Linked DNA regions of Mus musculus: region 1 is linked to region 2. A link is a loop called in an ENCODE intact Hi-C map of the cell type or tissue named here. Cell type or tissue: gastrocnemius. All regions are shown on one strand. Links, peaks and the distances in the headings refer to the core of each region. The heading gives the core; the rest is flanking DNA.

Region 1 (11,767 bases), core at 5,722-8,221, 90 kb before region 2:
GGGGTCGTGACCTATAGTTGAAAACCACTGGCTCAAATGGTTACAACACTCACTAAGAAAGCTGCTGTTACCACGTACATAGAAAAACCCAAAGACCTCGCAAAAGCAACCTTCTCTGTGGAACATTTATACATTAATTCAATTATTCTTATATGTTAGTATTATATCAGATAAACAAAAATGTAAAGGGTGAAAGAGCCCATTACATATCCAAAGCATGGCAACCACGGCTATGGTAGTGTCAGTTTGCAAAGGGCAGATGACGTGATGGAATTCTATCAATCAGGGTAAGGTATTTCTAGAAAAGAAGTCTGATTGAGCCCGGCTGGAAATCAAGCTGGAAAGGTTAGGGAAAGATTGACTGGGGATGACCATTCGAAGGGACTGGACACAGGCGCCATTTTGTCTAGAACTTTCCCTCTCTTATCTACAGCCTCTCTGTCACTAGACCCTCCAGGCCCTGCAGCCTGCAGTCTGCTGGTTCCTCGGGAGATCTGAGGGCTAGAAACGGGGCAGATTTCACAGAGGAAGATAAGAGGCTTCTCAAGTGCTCAGTACCAGGGAGAGAGAGATGTTTAGAAACTTTGTTTTGCCTCCCCTTCCTGCTGAGAAGCAGCCAGGAATTCCTAAATGGCATGCTAAAATTTTTCTTTAATCCATTGTCTCTGGGATTACTCCACTACACAGCCCTTCTGGCCCCTAGTGTTTTCAGTAAGATGCAAAGCCCTGCACAAAACCTCCTATAGACACACGGTGGGGACACTGGAAACATTTAGAAGCAAAGTAAGAATCAGATCCCTGAGACCTGAACTGGTGAGGCCAGCTGCTGTCAGAGGCTTAGATATGGTCCTTGCTTTCAGAGGACATCTGGATTTGAGATGGGAACCTCTGGAAAGGGCAGTGTTGGGACACTGAAGGATGCAGGTGCCCATCATCATCTTACTGTCTAAAATCTGAGTGTCATACGGAGTTCGTGGTCTTTGTTGTCTTGACCTCTCTTACCCTCTTCACTTTATTTTAGTCTGTAAGAAATGAGGCTTAGAAAGTGTTGTTCAGAAGCAGGCGAGACGCTCAGGAAAATTATCCATAGATTGTATGAAACTAAAAGAGGGTCCAAGGATTCACTCTGGTATTGGGATAGCCAATTTTTTGTTTTGTTTTGTTTTGTTTTTGTTTTTGTTTTTGTTTTTGGAGACAGGGTTTCTCTGTGTAGCTCTGGCTGTCCTGGAACTCACTTTGTAGACCAGGCTGGCCTCGAACTCAGAAATCCACCTGCATCTGCCTCCCAAGTGTTGGGATTAAAGGTGTGCGCCACCACCGCCTGGCTGGGATAGCCAATTTTACATACAGATTTGGAGGGTCGTGTTGATATTGAGTAAAGTTTACCCCCCAGAGTCTGGATTGGCCATATCTGGTCACTGGGAGGCTCGACTAGAAGAAAAACCACTGGTCTGTTGGAGAGAGAAGCAAACTGACCACGCCCACGATATGACAGATGCTCCGGGTCGCTAGCCTACCACCCACACACCAGGTTTTAGACTTGGGAGCCTCTAGCTTCAAGAATTACATAAGCCAATTCCTATCAGGAAATATACCGTATTGGTTTTGTTTCTCTGGATAACTTCAACACAGATATTTTTCTGTCTGCCCTCTCTACCTGCCCACCCTATCTCCATTTGAGATTCAGAAAAGCCTTGCCAAATAACCATCCCATCCCCGCCCCCTAACTTGCTAAATATAGTTCTAGTATTTAACATTAGAGGAAGCCAACCATCCACTGGTTTATTCTGCTTCCACTATGGGGCCTATTAGGTGAGCCAAGCCAATAATAATTATGAAGGCTCTGTGGAAACATCAGGGTATTTTAAATGTTAATGATGGTGAAGGCAAATATATATGTAAATAGAGCTATAACCGTGTATAGGTGGTCTATACAGGGACGAGATAAAACGGAAATGCTTACACTGAGATGACAAATGTATTTTCTCCTTTACATAACAGTCACATACAGACAGACCATCTCCTGTGCGCCAGGCACGGCTCTAATCACTGCAAAGAAGCAATTGTGAAATTAGTTTTTCTCTTTCAAGACCCGCTGGCTAGCCACCAGGAGAGCTATGATCAAGAGGACAGGCAGTAATACATATTGACAAAGGTGCTGGGTAAGAAGCTGGAGTGCCTGTGTGTTCGAGGGAAGAACAAAAGTGTCACAGCCTTTGGAAAACAGCATGGCACTCTCTCAAAGGGCTGAGCACAGAATGACAACTGTGTGATGTCCTAAAGTGCTCCGTGCTCAGTTCATTGTGGTTCTAGCCAGTAACCGCACCATTAATGGTAGATATGCACCAAATTAATTATCCATGACAGTTATTCCAGTAGACAACATAAGCAGCCCTAATGTTTCATCTATGTCCCCAAAGAACTGGACACACAGAAGTTCACACATGGATATATATATATATATATATATATATATATATTGTAGTGGCTATTCCTGGTTGTCAACTTGACAATATTTGGAATGAACTACAATTCGGAATTGGAAGGCTCACCAGTGACCCTTATCTGGAGGCTTGGAGATCCTTATCTGGATCTTGGTTTGAAGATCTTAAGCCATAGTGGCTATGGATTCCAGAAGATTGAATCTCCGAGTTTAAGGAACACACCTTTAATCTGGGCTACGCCTTTCATCTGGGATTAAAGGTGTGGTGGGACACACCTTTAATCTGGGCTACACCTTCTGCTGGAGACAATATAAGGACATTGGAAGAAGGGAGTCTAGCTCGAGCTCTTGCTCCTTCGCCTGCTTGCTGCGTGAGACTGAGTAACTGCTAGATCCTTGGACTTCCATTCACAGCTGCGACTGAACAATTGTTGGGAATTGGGCTGCCGACTGTAAGTCATCAATAAATTCCTTTATTATCTAGAGACTATCCATAAGTTCTGTGACTCTAGAGAACCCTGACTAATACATATATATATATATATCTCAGCGTTATTTGTAATAGCTAAAAATGTCCACCAGTTGACAAATGAATGAACAAACTATTAGTTGCCTACAGCAGAATATAATTCAGCCATTAAATGAACTAAACATTACTTCCTGCTACTACCTAGATCAATCCTGAAAACATTCTACTATAAGAAGAGGAGCCAAACACCAAATGCCAGGTGGACTATGCCTCCCTTTATATGAATTGTCCAGAAAAGGCAAATCTAGAGGCAGAAAGCAGCTTCATAATTCCTTAGAGCAGGCTGAGATGTTAGAGTTGCAGGGGGGGGGGCAATAGGGAATGACTGCTGATGGACACTCTTCTTGAGGAAGTATAAAAATACTCTTGAGTTTGATGGTGACAGTTGCAGGACTCAGTGACTACAGACTATCGAAGTGTCCTCTGTAGAAGGGTGGTAAATTACATGGCAATAAAGCTGCTATTAAACATTACCTAATGCTGTTGTCATGTTGCCTCTGTAAATAAAATGCGTGATTAATGTTTTCTTTTATAAGCGGTCCGCCCTTTTGTTGAGGGGGTCATGTCTGGTTCCTTTAAAGGCAGTGACATGCCTTCAGTTTACTTCAGGAAGATTCTGAGGAGACTGTCTCAGCAGTTGCTTGGTGCAAACAAGAAACACACCAACAGAAAGAGAATCTCAGCCACCTCGCCTGAGCTAAACTGTAAGACCGTGGTGAACTTCATCTTACTTCACGCATCCCTGACCACACCCACGAGGAAGTAAACAATTGGAACTGAGGGATTCATTTACCAGTTAGCTTTTCACCACAGAACAGCTGAAGCAACAACTTAAAAGGAAAAAAGACTAACTTCAGCTCATAGTTTTAGAGATCTCAGTCTCTGCCTGTGGTAAGGTAAAAACATCATGGCGGAAGGACATGTCAAAGGAGACCTGCTCATCTCATGGTGGAGCAAGTAAGGAGGCAGGAACTGGGCACAGCCCTCAGAGTACCACACACCCGCTGGAAGGCTTCCTCCAGTGAGGCTGTGGCGGGGCATCCACAGAGAAGACTGCTCAGACGCATGTTTAAGCCAATAGAAAGAAATATTAGAGCCGGGCAGTGGTGGCGCACGCCTTTAATCCCAGCACTTGGGAGGCAGAGGCAGGCAGATTTCTGAGTTCGAGGCCAGCCTGGTCAACAGAGTGAGTTCCAGGACAGCCAAGGCTACACAGAGAAACCCTGTCTTGAAAACCAAAAAAAAAAAAAAAAAAAAAAAAAAACAACAAACAAACAAACAAAAAACAAACAAACAAACAAACAAACAAAAAACTAGCCAGCTGGTGGTTACATTGGGTGTTTGGAATCCCAGTGTAGTTCCAAGCCTTCGCAGGATGAGCTTTTAAGCACAAAACCCATACCCTGGGCTGACATGTTTCAGTTAGCAAGAATGGTTAGCCAAAAAACAGAACTACAAAAGCCAAAAAGCAAGGTTAGTACACTTAGAGACTTTCTTAGAACTAAGACTTTGGTTCTTTGCTTTAGTTTTGGCAGGTGGTGCTGTCTACATGCTGAGTTCTGTGGCCTGAGTGGTACTTCCATCGTGGACTCAGTTGTGCTAAGGAAGGTCTGCGGGCCTGTTACAAGGTGCCACCTCCAGCTTTCTACTGCCTCCCCAATAAAGCCAACCAGATTGTGAATCCATCAATGAATGGTGCAACCCACTGATGTAAGAGACCTTGCGATCATATCACTCCCCCTAAGTCCCATCTCTTTACATGAGTGGGGACTCTTAACACATGAGCCTTTTGGAGAGAGACTTTATAACCAAAGCATAACAGCTAACAAATGTGCACAGTAGACTGAGCTAGAGATTAGGCAAGAGTAGCCACAAGAATGGCTAATGTTTTTTGAGCATCCAGTCTTCATATGAAGCCTTAGATGTTTTGTTTTGTTTTGTTTTATCATGAAACACTTCTTGCCAGATTAAAAGAAGCCAAGTCATTTGCTGAAGGTCAGAAAGCTATGACGGCGGGGTGAAGGGCCTGCCTGTCTGTTCCACTGCAGATCCTGCTGGCCTGTTGCTTCTGCGAGCCCTGTTCTCCTTGGCTGAGTAAAAGGCACTGATGTGTTTGAGTGGCACGTTGCTTTATATTTGGGTTTGTGCCCCAATGGAGTTGTGTTTCCAGTAGATTCCAATGGGCCTAGGGAAAGAGGCTAGATCAGGACCTAGGGCCTGGGTCCAAGTCCAAATAAAGCTGCAGCTCTGGCCTTCTCAGCAGTTTTGTTGACACAGCTCTGTCCTTCCTGTCCCAATGACAGCATTACTAGTTCAGGGCTGCAGTAAGAACAGAACCCACCACCATGATGGAAAAAACTCAGCAGCTAATCTCTGTCCTGGTGTGTCCCTATAGTTCTTATGTGCCTTTGTCTAACCCATGAGGTCAGATGCCATCAGTCCCCACTGTCCACAGACGAGGGAACTGAAATCGTGAGTCATTTGTCCAACCTTATCATGGTGTAATGGATCCAGGACTCTACCCTTTCAGTCGAGAGTCTGGGCCGCTGCAGACTGAGGCCAATGGCATCATTTGTGTAGGGACACAACCATGGGCACTTTGTCACACTGAATCCTGTAGCTTGCCTTGATGTCTCTCTTACAGTGCCACCCAACAGAGGCTCTACATTAGTGGTTCTCAGCCTTCCTAATGCTGCGACCTTTTAATCCAGTTCCTCGTGTTGTGGTGAAACCCAACCATAAAATCATTTTCATTGCTACTTCATAACTGTAATTTTGCTACTGCTATTCATTGTAATGTAAATATCTGATTTTCTGATGGTCTTAGGCAACCCCTGTAGAAGGGTCAGTCTACCTTCAAAGAGGACCCTCAGGTGGAGTGTTAGATGCTGCTCTTACTGATGACCCACTGATTGCTCTGATGGCTTCTGTCAACTCACTCAGGATCTGCTATAGACTCCCAAGCACTTGGGAATCTACTTGAATTTAGTCCCCTGGTTTCATTCACCCAGGGTCATGAGCTGAGAAAGGCTACATACAACACAGGGTTATCATTTACTCTGTTTCATCTGGCTTTTGTTCATTTCTGCCTGGTGCCTAATAGTGTTCTTAACTGGGTTTGGATGTGCTGTTAAATGAAAAGAGTGCTGTTCATTGGTTCGAGGAGAAGGAGGAGGAGGAGGAGAAGGAAGAAGAAGAAGAAGAGGAAGAGGAGGAGGAGGAGGAAGAAGAAGAAGAAGAAGAAGAAGAAGAAGAAGAAGAAGAAGAAGAAGAAGAAGAAGAAGAAGAAGAAGAAGAAGAAGAAGAAGAAGAAGAGAGCATATTTGTTTCTTGCCTCCACAGACCTAGATATGTAACAGGTTCTTCTTGTACTTCATTTGGGTTGCTTTTACTGATTATCCCAAATAAAGCTCCCTCCCCATAAAGGCTTCTCAACAGCCATCAAGCTTGTGTGGTCTTCACTTTTCTCTTCCTCTAGAGGTCACCCACTTCTCCCTGACATCATTTCCAGGAAACCCCTCCCCACCCCGCAGCAGTTCTAAGGAACCCAATTCATAGGCAGAAAACTGTGGGATCCAGTTCCACTGCCCTGCAGTTGCTTTTTGGGTCGTTCATTTTCCAGCTTGGCACTAATAGCTTCTGTAGAACTCTCCTGGGATGTGGGCTACTTTGTGTTTGTAAGCCATCTTTCCAGCATAGCCTATCAGGTTCCAAGTACCCTGTACTTTTCCCTTAAAGACAACTGATCAATCACATCAAGGCTTCACCCACCAGAAGGCGTGACCAACAGTGTCACCTTGAGAATGCCCTTGTGACTTGGGATGCTCATACAGGACTCCACTGAGGCTGACTGTGTGACGGGATGATTCTAGGGATTGTGGGGATTTTGACTGCTATCATTCTAAAGTGGGGTGGAATACGAAGTAGGAAATGCAATTGTTCAGGAACAGGCTAAGAAAAGAGGAAAGGAAGGAAGTGTTAAGGCTGAAGAGAGGAAGGTCTGCTCTCCTAGAGCAGTGGCTGGGCATCCGCCCAAAGCCCAGGTGGCCATTCTGTTGCATCATGGCTCTGGTTGGCAGCATGTGTAGGCAGAGAGAAGTTTCTAGAAGTGTAACTCAAGCTTCTATTTTGTAGCAGGCCATCGTCCACTATTTATCTCAGTTTCAAGAATTTGGGGAAGTATTTCTCTTTATCCCATGCCCTAGTTTGCTATCTATTGCTATGATAAAACATCACGACTAAAAGCAACTTCTGGAGCAAAGGATTTATTTGGCTTCCATGTTCCAGGTCCCAGTTCATCACTGATGGAAATCACAGCTGGAATTCACAGGGCAGGAACCTGGAGACAGGAACTGAGGCAGAGACTAAATGCTTACCGGCCTGCTCACAGTGGCTTTAATCTGATTTGAAAGAAAACAAAAACAAAAACAAAAACAAAAACCCAGGGTTACCCACTTGGGTTGGAACTGCCCACAGCAGATTGGGCCCTCTCTTATTCATCATCAGTGAAGAAAATGTCCCCACCGGCTTTGCCGATCTGGTGGAGAATTTTTCTCAACTGAAGTTTCCTTTCCCTAGATGGACCAGGAATTGTGTCAAGTTGATAAAAACAACAACAACCACAAGAGTTAATCAGGACACCCCAGAGAAGGAACCATCAGTTGATGTCTTTCTTTCTTTCTTTCTTTCTTTCTTTCTTTCTTTCTTTCTTTCTTTCTTTCTTTCTTTCTTTCTTTCTTTCTCTCTCTCTCTCTCTCTCTCTCTCTCTCTCTCTCTTCTTCTTCTTATTATTATTATTATTATTATTGTTGTTGTTATTATTTTACTTAGAAGGATGGTGAGTGACTTAAAAGCAGATCCACTGAAGCTCACAAAGGTGATTCAATGAGTCCTTGAATCCCAAGGACTCGTTGCATAACTTTGGCAAGCTTGAGTCCCAAGATCACATAGAGTTGAGCGGGAGCAGGAAAGATAGAGCGACTGAAATCTTAGGTGGGAAACAGGGCCCTTTCCCCTACTCCTTCTAAAGGGAGTGTTAACGGTCCTGATGTTGTGTGGGTTTCGCACATGGAATCACAGCCTCTCCATTTTCAAGATTACAAGCGTGTTAGCCCAGACAACAGTGTTCTACAACAGTGGCCCAGAGCGTGGTTACAGAAAGTTATTACTGGTTTATTATGTTCGTTGGAGAAACAACACTCCATGAATCCAGGTGACTTGGCCAATGGCATGCAACTAAGTGACATTCTTCAATTCCAAGTTTATTAGCCAGAGCTAAGCCTCTCAGTCTATTTCCCTCCAGGCTGAAAACGCAAGCAGACCAATGGCCAAAGCATTAGGGACTCCCTGCATTTCTTCATCTACTTCCTCTGAGGCTCTTGCTTATGGAATTCTCTCTGTTGCTGCCTCTTGGTGCCCAGTCACTAAAACCACTTTCAAATGACAATGTGGCACCCACCCTGGGAAGATGGAGTCTCTGTGACAGAAGACCTTGATGAGAGGGGATCCCCTGAGTCAGGAAGAGCAGACAATGGACGTGCTACAAGGAAGAAAGGGGACAGGCGACATGAGTCATCTTGCGTGCTTAACCACAAAGTGCCCGAGGAGGCCTCTGTGGTGTTTGTTTCCATGGCTCCCCACCCACCGGCAGTGTTCATTTCCTCAGGGGTAGTGTACACTCTAGGCATTCTTCTCAAACATTTGCCGAGTGTTTCCATGGCTGATGGACCGTTATGATGAGGCTCATCCACATAGAATAATGTAAACACACTCCCTGGGCAAGGACAAAATTTCACTTTTTTCTTACATCAAAGTCTATGGGTGGCCCTGTGGCAGACTCCTGTCGGGTCCATGGTGTAGCCAGGAATCTGGTTCCTGTGTTACCTTCTAGCCTATGTCTTGTTTCCCTGAAGTTCCCTTGTGGTTCAGGATGCCTACCAAAGGTTTGAATGAGAAATGTCCCCCCAAAAATCACAAATCTGAACACTTGGGTCTCCCATTGGTGGTGCTGTTTGGGAGAGGTTATAACATGTTTAGGACGTGGGTTCTTCACTGGGGGTGAAGTTGAGGTGTTGACAGTTGCAGTTGGCTGCAAAATAAGAGTCTGTTTCAAGCACACACACACACACACACACACAGACACACAGACACACACACACACACACACACACACACACACAGAGAGCAAAAAGTCAGGGTATTATGTGTTCATCCCACTAAATGTCACAGTCACCCATAAGTCTCCCTCAAAGATGGGCCCTCTGCTCTCTCCTAAACCCTGCTCTAATGAGGGGGTGGAGGGTACTGTCTCATGAGGCACCAGTGAGCTATCTGCTTCTGTCAGCAGCACCCGTATTCCTGAGGCCTTCAGCCCACGGAACCAGGATATGCAGTGGGTGGAGTGGAGTAGCAGGGCATGGAGGTCTAATCTCAAGCTTCATAATCAACAGATGACAGCAGGGGCTTTGGATGGACATTCCTGCCCACCCCTTCCTGTCTCACAGAATCCAGGTCGAATTGCATATCTTTGGCAAGCTTCATTTGTGCCCCTTAAAAAAAAAATGAGAAGAACATCAGCAGCCTGGCTAGGGGTTCTGGATCGCATCACCATTGTAGGCTGAGTGTCTATTTGCTGGGGACAGGGCCCTCCCTGTGCAGCACAGGGTGTTCAGCCTCTAAGGTGTCTACCTTGTAGCACCCACAGGTTTTGACAGCCTGAACTATCTCCAGACATTTTTTACATGTCCCTAGGTGAACTGAACCAATGAGCTAGTTAGTGGTAAGGACAAGGTGTGCGAGTTACATGATTGTTTAGTAGATGTAATAACTATTGTCCCACTCTTATTTATACTGTGAAAGCATCTATTCAAAGAAAGTGTAGCCTCCTTGAAGAGGAACAAGACCCTACAGGAACTATTTCTGACTCTAGTCTGGCAAAGGCAGCAAGGGAATTCTTTGTCACTATAAACAAGGTCTTCTGTGAACCCCACCTGTTGTGAAGGGTCGCAATGCTAGGAATGTCGGTTGGGACATTCTTAAGCAAGTTGTGTGTGTGTGTGTGGGGGGGAACATCTGTTGTTAGCTGCCCACTTCCTGTGACCTGATTTAGCTCTAGAAGGATTGCCTACCTTACTGCCAACCATGTGTTTTGCCTAACGCTGACCTCTGTGTTGGTGCTGGTGGTTAATCGCAAGAGTAAGATCCAATCACCTGGGGGAAGTCCTCCTGTCTGGTGACAGTGGCTAGTCAGGGAATGGCAACAGAGTATGAGCCAAAGCCTGCCTAGAAAACCCAAGGGTGTTTTCTCTGGTTAATGTAATAATGGAGTTGTTTGTCCCTCCAGACTTGAATGTGAGAAGTCATGAGATCTGGGCTGAGAGGTCAGATCTGAGACTAAGGCCCACATGTGATGGACCACAGAACTGAGCTGAGATAGAAACAGGATTTCTGATGGTTTCTCTGACCTTCAGCTATGGCTATGAAGCTCAACCTAGTTTCTGATAAATACCATTGTGTGCTTACACAGGGTGGGGAATGGGCTAGATTTTCTATTTTATGAAACCAGAGGATCTCACCCCAACCCCAAAAGCAAACTGTTCAGCTAGGTACAATGGAGCATGTCTGTAATCCCAACCCCGGGGAGGCAGAAACAGGAAGACCAAGAATCTGTAGCCATACCCAGCTCCACAGCTAACTTCCAGACCAACCAGGTCTACAGGAAACCCTGTCTCAAACAGATGCTCTACCATGTCTAGTTTTCTGTGGGTTGTGGGGACCAAACTCTGGTCCTCAGGTTGCAAAGCAAGTGCCTTACTCACTGAGCCGTCTCCTCAGCTTTCTTCATGTGCTTTCAGAAATAGATTTTGGAAACTGGTGGGATGAGTTGGTGTGTACTGCTCACAGCTTTACAGCCCGAGCCAGATCCTCAGGACCCACGTGGTTGAAAGAAACACCCAACTCCTCCAAGTTGTCCTCTGACCTGTGTTTGTACAAGGAGACGTGCAACTCCTACCCCTACTAAATAAACACTAAAAATGTTTTTAAAAAAACTAGGGGCTGGAGAGATGGTTCATCAGTCAGGAGTGCTGCTGCTCTTGCAGAGGAATCAGGATTCATTCCTATCATCCACATAGCGGCCCACAAAATCATCTGTAACCCTAGTTCCAGGGTATCTGAAGCCTCCAAGGCACTGCACACGTGTGGTGCATACATGAAGGCAAAACAAGCCATACATACAAAATTTTATATATATATATATATATATATAATATGATATTTGCATATATAAATATATAATTATATATAAATGTGTAGTTATATAATATATAAAAAATATATTTTCTATATTATATGTAATAACATATAATAACATACAATAACACATATTCTTACATATGTAATTTAACTTCTATAATATTATATTTTCATATAATAACATCTAATAACATTCTTATTCACATATAATATATAACATAACATAATTTTTATTATATAATATTATATGATATATATGGCATATTATTTATGTAATGATATAATAGTATGTATATTATATAGTATCTATAGACTTTAAAAATGAACTTTGGGTCATGAGATACTTTAGGCAACAGAGAACCCATTCCTAGATGGCTAAGGAGATAAAAGGAAGTCAGCAGCTGTTCTTGAGAACATCCCAAGGTCTCTTAGCCTGAAGGCTGGTCCTTGGCCCCACCTCTCTGTAGCTCTAGCTGCCACATTGTCCCCACTGCTTAAGTTCTGCCCTTAGGGTGGCTTTTCTGGTAGCCAAACCATGGCAA
Region 2 (11,767 bases), core at 3,160-5,659:
GTGTGTGTGTGTGTACACAAACATGTCTGCCAGTCCTTGAAACCCCTGCAATGCAGGCTCTGGGGAAAATAGATTCCTGAGCCCCACAATCAAACCCAGAGAGAAGAGAGTCCTGGTGAGGCTCTTGCATCGGGAGGGGGGGGGAGAGAGAGAGAGAGAGAGAGAGAGAGAGAGAGAGAGAGAGAGAGAGAGAGAGAGAGCTGCATTCTGCAAAAGGTTGAATTAAGGTATGGGTTTTTTTTTGTGGGTCTCTCACATCTGGCCCTGGAGGCAGATGGGTAGAGAGCATAGCTTATAGGGAGAATGTTGATGTCCACTTTCTTTAGCTTCATCTCTCCAGGCTCATTCCTCTCAGCATACAAGCATGCAGGAATATCTTCTATCTTGAGCAAAAATCGGAAACGCTTCCTTAAGCCCACACCCACCTCTGTCTACTTCTTTTTCCTAACACATCCTTTCCAGAGATTGACTCAGTCCCAACCCCACACCTCCTTCCTGCCACATTCTCCACCATATCCTCCAATATGTTTCCCTCCCCACTAAACTACCGAGGTCAAAGTGTCCGGTGACCTCAGCCTTATGCAGGCCATTGGGGAGTTTTCACCCATCTTACACAGGCCTGGCTAGTGCCCAGGCAGCTGCTGTCTTTCTTCTTGTATTGCTTTCCTATCGCTATTGAGAAAGAACATTGTAAATCAGTGGTTTAAACAGCAGAGGTTTCTTGTTTTCCAGTTCTGTAGTTTAGAAATTGGAGATTGGAACACGGGCATGGGAAGGTTCCTCTCTGAGGCTCTGAGATAGCATTTCCTAGCCTTCTGTACGTTCTAGAAGCCTCCAGAGGCTGACCACATCTCCTGGTCCATAGTCCCCAGCTTCCATGGTCAAAATTTGATCATGTTAAATTTAAGGTACTAAATGAGAAAATGTCACACCAGACCCCCATAAATATGTATCATTCTGCATTCATTTAAAAATTGGAAATCTAATAAAAGGTAAAAGGAGATAGAAACACTCACTATCCAGTTTGGTCACTGCACACTGTAGACTAGGTAGAATTATAAAATGGTACTTCACAATTTTACAATTTCGAGGATACTTTTAAAAAGGAAAGAACAGTGGGGCCTGTACTGTGACTGGGTAGCACAGTGGAGCTGACTCTGGCTTGAGTGTGGGTGTGGGTGGCATTGGGTGGCCCAGCTGCACAGAGCAATTTGCTCTGGTGGTATAAACAAGGGAAAGTTGTCGGGCTGACCTGCTCAGCTACCACCCAGGCTCAGATCCAGGGCTCTGAATCGGTCCACCCCCAAATCTATATCATCAGTGAATGGTTAGGATGCAAGAAATGGCCAGTCCTGCTGTTCCAAAGCTGCAAAATTTCTATGACACAGGGCAACAACAGGATAACTAAAGAAAGTCTGAATGAAGATCCAATACTGATGGTGTAGTGGCAGTTTTGGAATTTTGGTTTCTTAAAAAACAACAACAGGAGCTGGAGAGGTGGCTCAGTGGTTAAGAGCACTGACTGTTCTTCCAGAGGTCCTGAGTTCAATTTCCAGCAATCACATGGTGGCTCACAACCATCTGAGATTTGACACCCTCTTTTGATCCAAAGACAGCTACAGTTGTACTTATATAAACAAACAAACAAACAAACAAATAAATATTTAACAACAACAACAACAAACAAAACAGAAATATTATAAGGATGTGTCTTTGTTTTAATCCCAAGTATGGGATATGGTGCTGCTTCAGCCTGTCCTCAGTGGTTGACTGTGATTTAGCTTGTGCTCTAGCAGAGATGTACTTTTGCCAGCTACAGGTAGTTTCTGCAATTAGGTGGGGTTGGTAGTTGGTTGTTCAGGGAGGCTGTTTGTGGTTTGTTAGTACCTGTGGTCAAAGAAGAAACAAGAAGAAAGAAATTAGATTCAGGGGTCTCTCTCTCTCTCTCTCTCTCTCTCCCCATCTATCCTTCTTTCTCTCCTATCTAGTGACAGGTGGTGAAACCTTGGTGGGGGATAAAGTGTGGGAAAAAGAAAAACCTACAAAGTAGCAAAGCCCAGATACAGCTGGTGTCATAGAATCCAGAGATCTCAAACTAGACAATGACTCATTGCAATGAACTTCTGCAAGTGAAGATGTGTGGACAGAGGGATACAATGTGGGACACACTAGGATACACTGCAGCTTCCACAATGAGATGTCTTCTAGGCTTTATTGTTGTTGGTGTTGGTGTTGGTGTTGGTGGTGGTGGTGGTGGTGGTGGTGGTGGTGGTGGTGTGTGTGTGTGTGTGTGTGTGTTTTATTTTGCAGGGAAGGTTGCAAGCAAGGGCAAAGGCTGAATATGAGGGGATGGGAAGATGAAGGGATGAGCCTAGGGTGCATGATGTGAAACTCACACACACACACACAAACCTAATAAAAAGTAAAAAGAGAGAGGGGGAGGGGGGACATCTGAATAGCTGAAAGGCAGCGTCTGATTTCTGTGGATATTCTGTAGTTGTTTCTCCTTTGGCTTCAGCCACGGAAGTCTTCTGTTTTTTAGCTCCACTCAGATGGTTCCCAGTCTCTCCAACATAGGATCCTCAGCTATAAGCACACCTGCAGCATCTCGTTGCCAGGCAAGGGTAAAAGGATTGTACGTGACATTTTGACTCTTAGGGTCAAACAGAGCAATATAGGTGTGTGGGGGGGGGGCTGGTGAGATGGCTCCGTGGTTAAGACCACTTCCTGCTCTTCCAGGGGATCCAGGCTTAGTTCCCAATATTGTTCGCAGCTATCTGTAACTCCAGAGTTTTTTTCCATAGGATCTGACTCTGTCTTTTGGCCTCCACAGGTACACATGGTGCACATAAATGAAGCAAAACACACATGCACATAAAATAAAATAAATCTAAAAGCAGAGTATTTTATTAAGATGTGGGTATTTCTATCCTCTTTAACCTTCCACTTAATTTTCTTTTTTCTTTTTAATGAATGCAGAATTGTGCATATTTATGGGCTACAGTGTAGCATTTCTCCATTTAGCACCTTAAATTTAACATCATTAAAACTTGACTGAATTTTTTAAAAAAGAATTTACTGTATTAGTTATGTGATGTTGGAGTTTGCACATATCACAGCACAAGTTGAAGGAAAGAACCAACTTTCAAAAGATGTCTTCTGATCCCCACAGAACATGTTGGTCCTGGGGATCAAACTTAGGTCGTGCAACAGCCTTACTGCCGAGCCATCTCGCCAGCCCCAGCTCTCAATCCTATCCACATGCCTTCCCCTCCCTTCTCCTCCTCATCCCAGGAGGAACCGTCCCCACTTGATTGGGCTTAAAAGTCTTGGAGTCATCCTTTAGAAAGTGCATTTTCTTACACTTCCGGCTTAGCAGCGAGAGGTTCCACAGCCCGTGTCTGCCAAGCATATCGCTTGTTCTACCCGCTTGCCACCCTGCTCCAAGCCATTCTCATTTGTCTTGGATGACAGCAACAAGCTCTGTCTAAGCTCCGGTTTATCCTTATCCGTGCCTACTCCCTCATCCCTCTTCCCAGCACTCCTTAAAACTTTCAAGTGGAATCGTGGCACCCCCTTTCCGGGCCTGGCTCCTTCGGTAGGAGCATTCTCCACATCTTTGATTCCTTTGGTGAGAGCACTCTCCATATTGTTGACTCCTTCAGTGGGAGCACTCTCCACATCTTTGACTCCTTCAGTGGGAGCACTCTCCACATCTTTGACTCCTTCGGTGGGAGCACTCTCCACATCTTTGACTCCTTCGGTGGGAGCACTCTCCACATCTTTGAATATGACATGCAGTCTCTTTGGCTTTGTTCAGAACTCTGGGTGTCAAAGCCTTGAGTACCAGCACGGCCTCGTCCCCTGCACTGGACCCTCCCGGCTGCTTATGCTCCTCAGACCTTGCAGCCCCTTCAGATGTGAGGTTTCCACACCACTGTCATCCCCCTCAGAAGGGTCTTTTCCCAGACACCAATATGGCTGCTTGCCTCTGCCGGCCTCTGCTCAAATGTCACTTCTATATCATTGTTCTTGTGTTATATGTATTTCTTACTTGTCTGTTGTCTATCTTCCCAACTAGAGTATAGTCTCCACAGAGTCGGGACTTTTGTATCTGGTCACCTGACATGAGTGTGGCCTGTAGGAGGCACCCCATATTTGTTTATCCTCAGAATAAATGAATGACTGAATGAATGACTGAAAGCAAGAGGCTGCCTATTGGGAGAAATAAATCAGCTGGGGAAGTGGGGAGGAATCCCTGTCAAGAGGGGAGGACTCCCTGTCAAGAACAAGCTGAGAGCCAGAGACTGAAGCCGGGGCCTCGGAGGAAGACTGTCTCCATGACAACCTAGGCCAAAGGCCGTGGCTACTCTAGGGAAAGGGCCAGCCTGGCGGCGCCTGTGGGGACAACATGGCAAGCAGCAAGTCCGTGCCCAGCCTGGCATCCAGCTCAGACACCGGGACACTTTCCCTGGCCTCCACCTCATTGCTCTGGCCTTGGCAGACCCAGCAGATGGGCACTCTGCAGGGCCCTGGAATCAGCACAGCCGGCTCCTCGTGCGCTGGAGGACAACCCTCTGTCTGGCCTAGGCTCCAGATCCAGGAAATCCTAGATTGTGAAGCTCCAAGGTGGCTCACCTCGTGGAAAGCAACCCAGCCAAACGGGGTGCTGCTGGCAGGAGTGACAAAGGGAGACTCAGCAGCCACCGGCTCCTTGGTAGACTTGAAATTTTTCTGCCCTCTCCCTGAAGAGCCTCGCCAGTATCTCTGTGAGAAGAGGCCTGTTTATCCTTCTCTTTCCCATGTCAACTGAAGTGTAGAGAGGCCAGCAGCTTGTCCATAGCCCCACCATTAGAAAGTTCCAGAAATGTATTCTGATAGCTCCATCTCTCCTCCTGCCTCTTGTCCAGTACATGTCTCACTCCTGGGCCGAGGGTGGGTATCTGCTGTACTCTTCCCTCTGGCTGATCCAACTCTTCCTCCTCATCCAGTGTGTTCCATTGTGGGCCTTACCCTTTGGATGCTGATGATGACTCCATTCTCACAGCACCCCTGGGGAGGCAGTGTTGCTCCCATTCTTCAGGTGAGGAGGTGGAAAGATACCAAGTTAGGGAGGAGCAGAGGAGGCATAGAAACCAAGCCCATGGGACTCTGAAACTCTAAACTCTTGCTCTATGCCATGGGATCATGTCTGAGAGAGGCGTGGGAAGGGCGCTGTGGGACACAGATGAGGGAAGAACACATTAACTTCAGCAGTACTGAGTGGATGGGGTGGAGGGGTGGGAGGATGCAAGAGCAGAGGACACGAGAATGTTCCAGCAAAAGAGACAAAATTCCAAGCAATTCCCAGAAGCCCTCACTCACCCATCACCTGACTTCAAGTGCGTGGCACTTTCTGATTTCTTGGAAAACAGGAAAATTATCTTGTTGAAGTTCCTGTGTACCCATACCTCAGTAAATATTTGTTGAATATCAAAAATCGAACAAAGCATTTTGTCCTCGCCTCCCTGATTTTCCAGCAAGAAAGAAGTGTGTATTGAATGAGCCTACCTCGTCCCAGGTCCTACCCGCCTGAGAAGCATAGGTGCCAATTGCCTCCCACCAGCTTCTGTCTGACGTCCTTCCCAGCTGTGATACCGTGCAAGCCTTTCTTCTCCACAGAAGGCCTCTAGAGAACTTTCCAACTTTCCAGGCAGCGGCTGTGAAGCCACTGTAATAGTGTAATGGTGTAATAATGTCTCCCTCTCTGCTCCTCTCTGAAGCCTTCATTTCCTCCTCTCCCTGTGTCCTTGCTGGCTTCTTCCCTGTGCACAACTGTCCCTTAAACTATGATCCCGGCTTTTCCCAGACTCTGTCCCCGGACCTGAGGTACCCTTGTCCCTTAGTGCCATCCCCCACCTGTTCAGAGCCATGTGGGTGAGGGGACTTTCAGGAGAAGAAAAAGTTTGTTTTTTCTTCAAAACTAAAGAGTTCATTATTCTTTCCTATTTTGATTCTAAAAGCAGTCCGTTGGTGAGGGAAAAAAAAATTCTGTGAAGTCACATTGCTTCTATGTGAATGAGGCAAATCTCTAGCTCCTGCCTCAGTTTCTAAAGTGTGTCAAAGAGAAATGAGAATAAGCGCATCTTCTGTGCACAAGGATGTTTTTTATGTTCAGATCTGCTCAGCATAGCTTTGCCTACATCCCTGGTGAGGAGTTGGCTGCATATCCATCTACCCAGAGATACTGTTGATGATGCTCATTCATGCGTTAGACATGGTTTGATTTGCCACTGGAAAATAAACGCAGGATCATAGTGGGCACAATGGATGCTTCATGCTGGCCTCTCCTGCCTACCCTACTGAGGTGTTGGCTGCCAACTCTAACTCCCTGCCCACTAAGTTGGTCAGCAGGAGGCATCAGTAGCTGGGGTATGGGAGGAGCGTGAGGTAAGGGCGGTGGTTATTCCTCTAGTACCGTCTCTGTTGGCTTGCCAGGGCTGGCTGTGTCTCTTCTAAGGCTACAGTTCCCAGCAAGCTCTGTTTCCATCACTTGCCCTTCAGCCCCACAAGCAGTTACAGCTTTTGTCCATTGCTCTTGGGCAATGCTCTTCGGGAGTCCTTGCTGCCTTTCCTAACTCTGCCCACACCCATAATTCCCGATTTAAACCTTCCTCAGGTACCTAGCTGAATGTCTCACCCTCCTCTTTTAGACAGGGTCTCATGTATCCCAGGCTGGCTTACATTTTGCTTTGGTGACCAAGGTGACCTTGAACTTCTGGCCCTCCTGAGTGCTAGAATGTAAATATGCACCACCACAGGCAGTTTATGATGCCGGGGCTTCATGCACGCAAGGCAAGCACTCTACCACCTGAGCTACCTCTCCAGGCCCCGTTCCGTCTACCTCTTTCCAAGGCCATAATTTTAGGTAAATTAAATCCATCTGTATGTACAATAAGAAAAGATGTTTGCACAAATGTGACTGTCTCAGAGCCTTAGCATTTTATGTCTTTTTTTTCCCCCTGAAAATTTTAAGCTTTTAAAATAATAAGTGGGCACATCTTAGTAAAAAAACACAACAGTTGCTGTGAAGGTCAGATAAGGGGTGGATATAAATGGTGCTTTGGGTCGCAGTGAGTGGGTCCAGGGTGGGGGTGGGGGTGGTGTCAAGGATGTTCACACTGAGACCTGACTCCTCATTTTCTTCAGTTATGGGGTGGCTGCCCTCTAGAGTGAATGTAAAAGTACCATCCCCCACACTGGATCTGTTCATCTCAGAGCACCTGAGTACACAGTCAAGTTCATACCTGCTCTTTCCCATCTCCCACGTTAGCAATTCCAGTCTCCGTACACCCTGCCTTGTCTCCATCCCTGTGTATCCAGTTCCAGAGAGGACCCAGGAAAAGCCAGGGCTATGAGCTTGCAGAGAAACTGCCCTGTTGGTCTCATGGGTCAGTGTCTGTGCCAAATGAAAGGGAAGGCTTCCAAAGGAATGCCTTTTTCTTTTACTTTTTTTTCTGTTTTGAACTTGGCAATGAATTAATCATTGTTTATCGGGGCAGTGCGATCCTTGCTCCCAGCAATGGTGCTAAGACTTAAATCACAGCCCTTCGGGGGTGGGGAGATGTGGAAAGAGCTAGCATAGCTTAAAGCCCTGTTCCTCTAACACAGGAAAAAATCTCCCTGTTTTCAAGTGGCTGGGAGTGGACTCTGGGCTATTTATAACCTGCTGCTGAGCCGAGGCCTTTGTTTCTGCAGCTGGCCTGGGAGATAATCAGTGCAGTTTTTTTTTTTTCTTCTCTAGCCAGGTCTGCAAAACAGACCCCTTCCTCTGACAGTTCACCCCACCCCTTCCATCCAGAGCCTCTGAGCCTACCCTCCCTTGCTTGGCTTCAGTTTCCAAGAAAGTAAAGGGTGTGCTTACAAGCAGAGAGGCCAGTGTATCTCACTCAGCTCAGAGGGGAACACGAAGGCTTGTGACCTGTTGGCAGATGGATCTGTCTAAAATAGGCCTGGGGAATGTCCACATAATTTGGCACAAAGGGCCCTTAGGAGCTATGGGGAAGGGGCACATACCACAGGCTCCATTGCTTCTCTCAGAAGTTGCTCTGGGTAGAAGAACAGGGTCCCAGAAAGGGCAAATTCTAAAGGCTCCTCACATTGGATGTCTTGGCAGGAGAGGAGCAGAGGCCAAGGTTCTCATGTGAGGCGCCAATTACACGAGTCTCAGCCTTGTCTCTTCCCCACAAGGTGGTGACCACAGGCAGTCTCCTTCACAGCTCAGGACCTGCTCCTTATGTATATAATAGGGGTCTAAACTCATGGTGTCTCCTCACTTTTAAATCTTTACTTATGAGTGTGTGGATATGCACACACCTGTGTGTATGCCAATGGAGCGCAGAAGAGGCTGTTAGAGTACCCTGGACCTGCGGTTAGAAGCAGCTCTGAGTCACTTGACATAGGTGCTAAGAATGGAACTCCAGACTTCTGGAAGAGCAGCAAATGCTCTTAACTACTGAACCATCTTCCCCATAGAAACAGAACTTATCTTACAGATATACACCCAATAATGGTTAGAGTGGAGTTGGGGATGGTTGAGGCAGTAAGCCTACCCATTTAGTATCTTCTTGCTTGACCTAATAGGTGACTGGTGACCAGGAACCTAGGATTTCTGAGAGTTTAATCCTAGAGACTCAATGGCTTGGACATTCTAAGATTTGAAACTCATTCATTCTTCACATAAATATTGAGGGAACCCATACCATGGATCAGACTGGCCTGGGCACTGGACATTAAAAGATGAGTAAGAAAACCAATTCCTTGCCTCCTGGGTCTTTCAATCTAACCAGAGAGAAAAAAAAGAGTTAATGGACAAACCATATGTACATGTGCATCAGTTTTACTGAATTCACTGATGGGGTCTTCCCCTACACCCCACCTTCTGCTATTCGAGTCTATTAGAGGAATCCAGAAGGCAAACATATTTGAAAGTAGGGTCTTTTCAGATGTATTTAGTTAAGATGAGCTAATTGCAAAGAGTAGATTGGGCCCTGAATCCAATGTGACTTGTGTCCTTATAAGTGTAATGACTAGTGTTGACTGTCAACTTGACAGGCACTAGAATTACCTGTGAAATGGGTTTCTGGGCTTATCTATGAAGAATTATCTTCATCAAGTTAAATGAAGCGGTAACTGTGGGTGGCACCATGCCCTATGCTCTTGGACTGTACCAGCCTGGAGAAAGCAAGCTGAGCACTCAAGTCCTTGCATCCTACTGCTCTCTTCTGACTGAAGAAGTTACACAACCAGCTGCTTCAAGCTCCTGCTCCCCCGACTCTCTTGTCATAATAGACTGGACCTTTAACTGTAAGCTAAAATAAACTCTTTTGCCCCTAAATTGCTTTTGTCAAAGTACTTATCACAGCAATAGAAAAATAAACTAAGACATGAGGGGAGAAGAGACCACAAAGTCAACATGGGCCAGATGGCAAGTGATAACCAAGACAGAGACAGGGCTGCGAGCTAAGGAGCATCACTGTGTCTTAGTTAGGGTTTTATTGCTGTGAAGAGAAACCAGTCCATGGCAACTCTTAAAAGGACAGCATTTAATTGGAGATGGATTACAGGTTTAAAGGTTTAGTCCATTATCACCATAAAGGTGCACAGACAGTCATCTGAGTTCCACATCTGGATTGGCAGGCAGCAGAAGAGAGAGTGACACTGGGTCTGGCTTGAGCATTTGAAACCGCAAAGCTTAAAGCATGTCACTCCCAGTGACACACTTCTTTCGACAAGACCACACCTACTCCAACAAGATTACACCTCCAAATAGTGCCACTCCCTATGAGCCTATGGGGGCCACTTTAATTCAAAGCACTACACATGGACTGTCAGCAAACTGGCAAGAATCAAGGAGGGATTTTCCTTTAAGCCGATGGAGGAAGTCTGTCTGTAGTGGTACCTTATAATTTCAGATATCTAGCCTCCAGAATGACTGCTTCCTGCTTCCCTGTGTAATGTAGACAAACTGTGGCTGCTTTAGGCCATGAAGTTGTGTTATATGATATCTTAGCTCTAAAAAGATGAATAAAAACACAGAGTATTACCATTATTTGCAGCTGTTATAGTCGGTGACATAATCACAGGAACTAATTAGCAACTAATAAACCACTGCTTCTGGGGAAAACAGCAGGTTGGACTCCCATGAGCCTCTAGTTTCATTGGCCAACCCACACATGAGCTTATTTCATATGTGTTTATGTTTGAAGAGGCCTTATTTTATATATTCTAATGATTCGCTGACACTGAACTCATGGCCAACAGCAGTACAATTCATGCTTAAATAAGTCATACCTAACACCCATATTTTCCCTCCTACGTGTAGCATAGCCTTCCTGGACATAGAAACATTTTGGGCACTGAATATGGGGGGTATTTGAAGCACACAGTGAAACCCACACAAAAGGCAAGAGAAGGGGAAAATAGGACACCAAGTTGATTGTGCAAGGTTGCTGGTTTCAGTGTGACAACGTGAGTGCAAGATCAGGAAAGCTGAGTGTTGCTTGTTGGGTTTAGTCAGGAACACATATGTCAGAGGATGCACGTGTTCCTCTGCTCTGGGCCAACACTTAAAGGACCTTAAAAGTGCATGATGTATTGACTCAGAGTGACAAATTTTAGAGAGGGGATAAAGTCATAAATATAGAATTTGCAAATAATGAGAATCAGCACATGCATGCATGTACACACGTACACACATATGCACATGCAACACATGTGCACACACATTCAATCTGTAAGAAGAAAAAGAAGAGAATTTTGCAAAATACAAGAAAGAACTTGGTCAGGGTGGCCAATGGTGGCATTTAAAACCAAGCCCTGAAGGGTAGAGATGACCCAGGGGAGAAGGGCCATTTCTACCCACAGAAAGGGCAGCTTGTGGGACGTCTCTGCTGAAGCAAAGAGCGTGGTGTATTTGCGTGGTGTGGTGGTTTGAATGAGCTATGTCCTCTGTAGGCTCATGTATTTGAACACTTGGTTCCCAACTGGAGGTGCTGTCTGGGGGAGTTGTAGGAAACTTAGGGTGTGACTTTGCTGAAGGAATTATATCAAATGGGGTCAGGCTTTGAAAGCTCATAAGCTCAGGTTCCCAGTTTGCTTTCTCTGCTTCCTTTGTGTGATTGAGACCGCTCAGCTTCCTGTTCCTGCCGTCATGGTGGACTCTCACTTCTCTGAAAACATAAGCTGAAATAAAGACTTCTGTAAGTTTGGCCATGGCATTTTGTCCCTGCAACAAAAAATTAACTAACCGTCACAGTGAGGGGGAAGGAGGCAGAGAACAAGATGGTGTGCGGTGAGAGTGATGAGCCGAACTAGGACCTAAGCAGGCAGGGCCTGGAAAGATGCCAGGTTTGGATTCCTTTTAAAGTTCAGCGGGTCAGGATGCTATTGGAGTATTTGTATAGAAGAGTGAAATGTCCAAGGCAGAGTCCAAGTTCTCTCGAGCAAATCTCAGCATTTGCCAGAATGATGGTTTTCCATTATGTGAGAAATAAATATGAGATAATGTCAAATCCTTTCTTTTGGTTTTGGAGAGAGCTATAAATAAATGCCAAGTCAGGGTACCTCTGTGGGTAGAGCCTGAGTATATTCCACACATAGTAGCACTGAATTTTAAAATCAGAGCTATTGGGACTATAAAGCCCTAATCCAATGGAGGAAGCCTTCTACAGCAGGGAAACGGGAGTGAGCTATTTTTAGAAAGGATCCCTCTGTGTGCCCCCAAACC

Evidence for each region. Hi-C counts contacts between places; a loop is a spot of excess contacts. Peaks named below come from ENCODE experiments on the same cell type or tissue, not always from the same donor. Only the 100,000 strongest peaks of a DNase experiment are listed, where the experiment ranks them.
Region 1: a loop joins it to region 2, with 3.0 times the contacts of the local background. A loop is called at or near these places in 2 of 42 quality-filtered maps.

What each region holds. Positions count from the first base shown.
Region 1 is chr15:59,097,559-59,109,325 of GRCm38, forward strand. No RefSeq gene overlaps it. Among named protein-coding and RNA genes, the nearest start is that of Mtss1, 21 kb to the left of the region's middle. In gastrocnemius, for the core only: no CTCF peak of the experiment used is centred there; a DNase peak (open chromatin) is centred at 7,006; H3K27ac peaks cover 287 bases.
Region 2 is chr15:59,190,226-59,201,992 of GRCm38, forward strand. No RefSeq gene overlaps it. Among named protein-coding and RNA genes, the nearest start is that of Gm36617, 50 kb to the right of the region's middle. In gastrocnemius, for the core only: a CTCF peak has its summit at 4,381; DNase peaks (open chromatin) are centred at 3,935, 4,480 and 5,037; H3K27ac peaks cover 1,174 bases.